2 separate regions of the Mus musculus genome follow, and region 1 is linked to region 2. A link is a loop called in an ENCODE intact Hi-C map of the cell type or tissue named here. Cell type or tissue: gastrocnemius. All regions are shown on one strand. Links, peaks and the distances in the headings refer to the core of each region. The heading gives the core; the rest is flanking DNA.

What was found. A loop is a pair of places that touch in the nucleus more often than their neighbours do. Peaks named below come from ENCODE experiments on the same cell type or tissue, not always from the same donor. Only the 100,000 strongest peaks of a DNase experiment are listed, where the experiment ranks them.
Region 1: a loop joins it to region 2, with 4 times the contacts of the local background. A loop is called at or near these places in 32 of 42 quality-filtered maps.

Annotation. Positions count from the first base shown.
Region 1 is chr17:73,295,635-73,298,439 of GRCm38, reverse strand. No RefSeq gene overlaps it. Among named protein-coding and RNA genes, the nearest start is that of E330032C10Rik, 46 kb to the right of the region's middle. In gastrocnemius, for the core only: a CTCF peak has its summit at 1,324 (motif pointing right); DNase peaks (open chromatin) are centred at 685 and 1,353.
Region 2 is chr17:72,861,789-72,864,593 of GRCm38, reverse strand. No RefSeq gene overlaps it. Among named protein-coding and RNA genes, the nearest start is that of Gm30256, 8.1 kb to the left of the region's middle. In gastrocnemius, for the core only: no CTCF peak of the experiment used is centred there; DNase peaks (open chromatin) are centred at 1,153 and 1,366.

The sequences.
Region 1 (2,805 bases), core at 187-2,686, 430 kb before region 2:
TCCTAGAGCTGAGACCCTTTAATACAGTTAGGTCGTGGTGACCACCAGTCATAACATTATTTTTGATGCCAATTCACAATTGTAATTTTGCTACTATGAAGCATGATGTAAATATCATGTTTTCCCTGGTCTTAGGTGACCAACCCTGTGAAAGGGTCACTCACAGGGGTAGTGACCCACTGGTTGGGAATCACTGTTGTAGAGGGATCCAGAGATTCTTCAGGGGAGCCATAACATAGAGGGACAAGTGTTGGCTTTTTGGTTTAGCTATGTTATTGGCTTCTTATGCCTGGAACCCCTATTCCACCCTAATCCCTTCCAACCCCCAACACTAGGACGGAGAGAACGAAGGTTAGAAAGGAAAGGGGACATAGAGCTCTTTAGACTACCTCCTGCTGATTAGGGGCATCAGGTTCCTAGAGACAAATCCAATCTTCATCGGCAGAATATCCAGGAAGCCAGCAATCCAGCAAATGCAACAGGAGGAATGAGCAGCAGCTGGGGTGGGGGGCGGGGGGGGCGGGGGTGCGGGGGGGGGGGAGCAACGGGACCAGCGTGGGGGGGGGGTGAGGAGCAGCGGGACCTGCGGGGGGTGGGGCACAGCAGCAGCGGGACCAGCGCGGGGCGGGGGGTGGGGGGGAGCCAGAAAGGGAGCAACAGCCGGACCAGGGGGTGGCAGCGGGACCAGCAGGGGGAAGGGGCAGCGGGACCATCAGGGGAGGGGGAGGCAGCAGCAGCCGGACCATCAAGGGGCAAAGGGGGCAGAAGCTGCCTCAGGCCCTGTTAGTGCCCTCCCGTTATACCCACTCCAGAATCCCCATAATTAAACTCTCTGCAGCTAACACACACACACACACACACAGCATGAGACAATCCTAATTAACTGCTGTGGACAAACTGAAGCAGCCCCACATCCCACACCTGAGATTAAAACAAAAACATATCCCCACAACATAACTGTCATTTAAAACAACCCAAACTTCTCACTACAGCTAAGCGGTGAACTTTGGTTCGAAGCGTAGCTCTAGCTCTGTCTTTTATTGGCCGTGTGGTCCTAGGAAGGCATTGAACAATCCTGGATTTTGTCGTGCTTAATCTCAGGAGAGGAGGAGGTAACTCTCCATCTGGCTGGGTCATAAAGACCAAGTGACAGAGGTGATGTGGCTTTATCTAGTGAGGTTCTGAATCTAATCATTAGGTGGGGTGAATCATGGCAAGTTTCAGGTCTGTGCCTAGATAATTATGCTACACCTAGGAGTGTGATCAATATCTTTAATTTTCTTCATCTTCGGTTATTTATATTTCCTTCTCCATGACCTCCAGATGGCAGCATGGGCCACGGAAACAGAGCATCTCTTGTCAGGCTGTTGCTTCCCAGGATGCAGATGCTGATGGAGCCAGAGCAACAGTAACCACAAGGCCGCTGGCTGGGTTCTTACTGTGCTGGGGGTATAGGAAGCACTTCTCACAAACAGAAGTTCAAGTGCTTTGGCTTTATGAAGAATGAAAAGGGTCACTGATGGAAGGAGCTGCTGACCGGGAGAACCAGAAACCAAGCAAGTCCAGTCTTCAAGGATGCCTGCCAGGCTACTTTTCCCCCACCATGCTGGTCTTCTCTGTGAATGTAGTATCCTCCTTCACCAATGAGGAGAATAAGACAGAAGGACAGAATGGAACAGCTTAGAGACCAGGCTCCTGGAAATGTCCCATCATTCAAGACACTCACCTGTGAGATGCTTGGTGCAGGAACCATAGGAAAGCTGAACCCCTGAATCCCCAAGAGAATCTCTTCCATTCTCAAAGCAATCTTTGCCAAAAGCCAAAGTGGATTGTGGGAAATTCCCTCCAACCCTCTGCTGACCATCCTCTTTTACTGAACCCTTTAGCCACAGCATTTGAAACTCAACCTCTAATCCCTTCATCCTAAATATTCCTGGGCAATCTCTGAGCCAGCCACGTGTACAAACATGTGCCTTATTGGAGGAAGTGTGCTACTGAACGTAGACTTTGAGGTTTCAAGCCAGGACCAGTGTCTCTTCTTGCGGCCTTGGGATCTGGCTTTAGAAGTCTCGGGTACTTTTCTAGCACCATGTCTGCCTGCAGGCCACCATGCTTCTTGCCACAATGAAAATGGACAAACCCTCTGAAACTGTAAGCAAGTCCCAATTCAGTGTTTCCTAGATAAGAGTTGCTTTGGACATGGTGTCTCTTCACAGCAACACACCACTAAAAACTCTGTGTCTAACCTGAAGCATCCACAACTGTTTGCATCCCTTGAGGACTGCCACCAACCTCTTACCTTTCCACCTTGGGAAGTGTGGAACCTTGAAGGACCAAGCTCCTGAAAAGCTGAAAGACACAGTGGCATGGGCAATTTCTAGGCAGTTTCTGGATGTTCTATGCCCATCACTGATTTGAATATACAGGGGTCCTGTTAGACCAAACCAGCAGTTGCAATATGGTCCTTGAATAGAAGAGATAATCAAAGTGCAGCTACCACTGGGCTTGGAGCACAATGCCTTGGGAGATGTGAGGGGACAGGACTAGAGAGGCAGCCACTGAGCCTGGACCACCTGCATCCCCACCAGCCTCTGCAGCTGGTCTGGGATTTTAAGACAAAGAGAGACAAGGAGCTAGTCAGATGGCTTTGCAAGCTGGGCAGTTGGAGTCTATTTTGTAACCCACAGATTAATGGGGCTCCGACTAGCCCTGCAGAATAAAATTCAATTGGTTCAAGCCCCATGTGGCAGGGAGCTCGACTCTCTCCCACAGATTTATGCTCAGGCCGTGACTTCCTGTCCTGGC
Region 2 (2,805 bases), core at 251-2,750:
ATTTCTGAGCCATGGACACCATAAACCATTATTGTTCTGTGCTGGTAAGTATCAGGGTAATTTGTTGTGAGGTATTTGTAATCCCCTCAATTTTAGGGTTGTCCCTCACGCACATGCTCAGGTACAAGAAGGTAAAATTGTTAGATTATAATTCTCATTGGGTACTCTGCTAAAGAGAAAGCAAATTGAGATTCATATTCAATGAACCTGAGCCTGCTTATCTATTCCTACCCAGGTATTGAATATTGGAGTCTGCTTCTAACTGGGGAGCCGTGTTTGCCTTGGCTCCAACTTGAGGCACATCTGAACACATGTCAGAGCTTCATTTGTTAGTCCTAGGTCCTGCTAGGTAAAATTGACTCTTTCTTCCTTGGTCCCTGTCATTCCCAGGAAGCTATAGCTCAGAGCAACAGTGAGGGTGGCAAGAAAGGCAGCATACCATTTGCCACAGTCTGGATGCCTGTGTCTTCCCTGCTCACATGCTGAGATCCCAGCACTCAAGGTGACAGCCTTGAGCGACTTGATCCCTGTTAACTGGACTGATGGAGGACCAAGGGGACTCCTTTACTCATCTCCCATGTGTGGATGCAGAAAACAGTCATCTACAACCCAGAGGAAAGCCCTCAGCAGAACACAGCCATGCCTGCTCCTCGTCTCAGACATCTTGACCTCTGGAACGGTGAGCAATGAGTCCCGTTGTCTATAACGTACTCGACTTGGGTTATTTTGCAGAAATAAGCCAAGATACCTTCACAGCATGAGCTTGGTGAGGACAGACAGGCAGAGCCACCCCAGCCTGGTTCGTGGGTCCCTGTCGTGAGGCTATAAGTCCAACCTACCAATCTCCATGCTGTCTGCATACCCTGCCATATACTTGCATCAGTGTTAAGGGTGACCCTTTTCATAGTGACTCTTCTCTCCCGCAGCCCAGAGACTACGTACTAGCTCTCTCTTGGGTGGGACTATGAAAATGTCCCCTCGGATGATGGCATGTCTCTTCTGGTACCAGCTAAACCGTGTGCCACTTCTACAGCACGTAACCTTGCCCTTCCCAAACTTTGTCTGCTCCCGTCGTGGCACCCCTGTTAATCCTTCCTCAGCCTCCTCGGGCTTCCCAGGTGTTCCGAACCACAGTGACAGCCAAGTCCACCAGATGGCAGCTGGTAATGGTTTTGAACCATGCTGACCAGCTGACACAGAGTTTACAAGGGATCTTAGAGGCTTCCTCAGTCGAGTGACTCATACTTGCTCTCTGCTTAGAACACTCAGTTCTTAGCCACGCTGTCCCCCAGAAATGATCATTGTAGTTGCAGCCTCCATCTCTGCAATGTCCCCTCGGCTTTCCAATGGTGTTCCAGGAAACAAGTGCCTGCTGGGTCATCTCTCTCCTCTTCCAAGCCAGGATTAAAATGCAACTTTGGCTCACATCCAGGCATATGACTTGAGCTCAGGAAGTATCGGACAGTAACTTCTGAGCTCCCAAATCCTTGACAGTACACACCCGCATTGTAAAGCCCACAACACCCCCCCCCCCAACATGGTAGAGATTTCGAGTGCTGTAAGGATTAAGGAAATACAGTGTTGTTCTACCTTGTTTAATTTAATGGCTGCATCATGTACTATAAATGGACCCTAATCTATTTAACTAATCCCCTATTGAGGAACATTAAGGTAATGATTATTGTTACTAGATGAGCACTGAACCTTGGAGGTACACACTTAAATATCTTCCCTCCAAGGAAAATGAAGAAGCTGTTTCTTACCAAGCTAACCACGCCCCCTTAGAGGTGACTGCACCCCAACCTGAGACTCACAGGCTCTTTATGAGTCATCAGCATTAGTGGGGCTCTTAGGAAATCGGGGAGGGGGAGGTTGACAACAAAGTGAAGGACAAATGTCCAAAATGCCCACTTATGACACTGTAGCTAAAATGTATTTTTCTCTGTTATGCTCAGCCACGGACTCGTGCCTTCCTGGACAGACGTGTGGTTCTATTTTGACTTCCTTTTAGGGGCTGAAAACGGTCGACTTTCTGGGTATGAAGGAAACAAGGACTGGCATCTGCGAGAACACAACCCTCCTCAGATGAAGACCCACTCCTGGGGCTCTTCACATAGAAGTTGCCCTGTTTTATACCTTGTGAAACTGCTACAAAGGTGGCCACTTCTCTGCAAATGAAATAGGGGAAAACTAGCTTAGATGTGTCTATCTTAAAGATGGCCCAGACTCTATGGGAGACCACAGAAAGACACAGAAGCTAAAGACAGCCATCAGCAATTAGTGTTTGCTGTGTGTCACATGCTCTTCTGAACATTCTACATGCCCCAACTCCTTCAATCATACAAGCTGAGGAGGTAGGTTCTATCGGCCCCATTTTACAGGTAGAGAGGCTAAGGCACAACATGATTATATAGCCAGATCAAGAAAGGACAGGGTAACTGTGGATGTAGACTCAGGTGTTGTGAAAAATGGATTTACTACCAGTCCTCTGTTTCCCAAGGTAACTTCAGCATAAGTGACAACGGCAGAAAAGTCCTCAAGTGGGAGAGAAAAGAAAACTTGCTATTGGCACAGAGAGACTAATTCCTTCCACTTCTGGGAGAAAGACAATATTATTGGGTTACCAGGTCATTGTTTTCTATGCTCAGAGGATGATGGACCATTTTTGAAGGCTCCTGAAGATCCTATTGCCCTGCAGCAAATCAAATAGAAGCTGGTCTTTGTTTGCTGCAACCTGAAAAGGCTCTGCTGTTAACTGTTCAGGTGGCCACTATAAGCTAAGTGCTCAGAGAGAAGGAGAAAGAG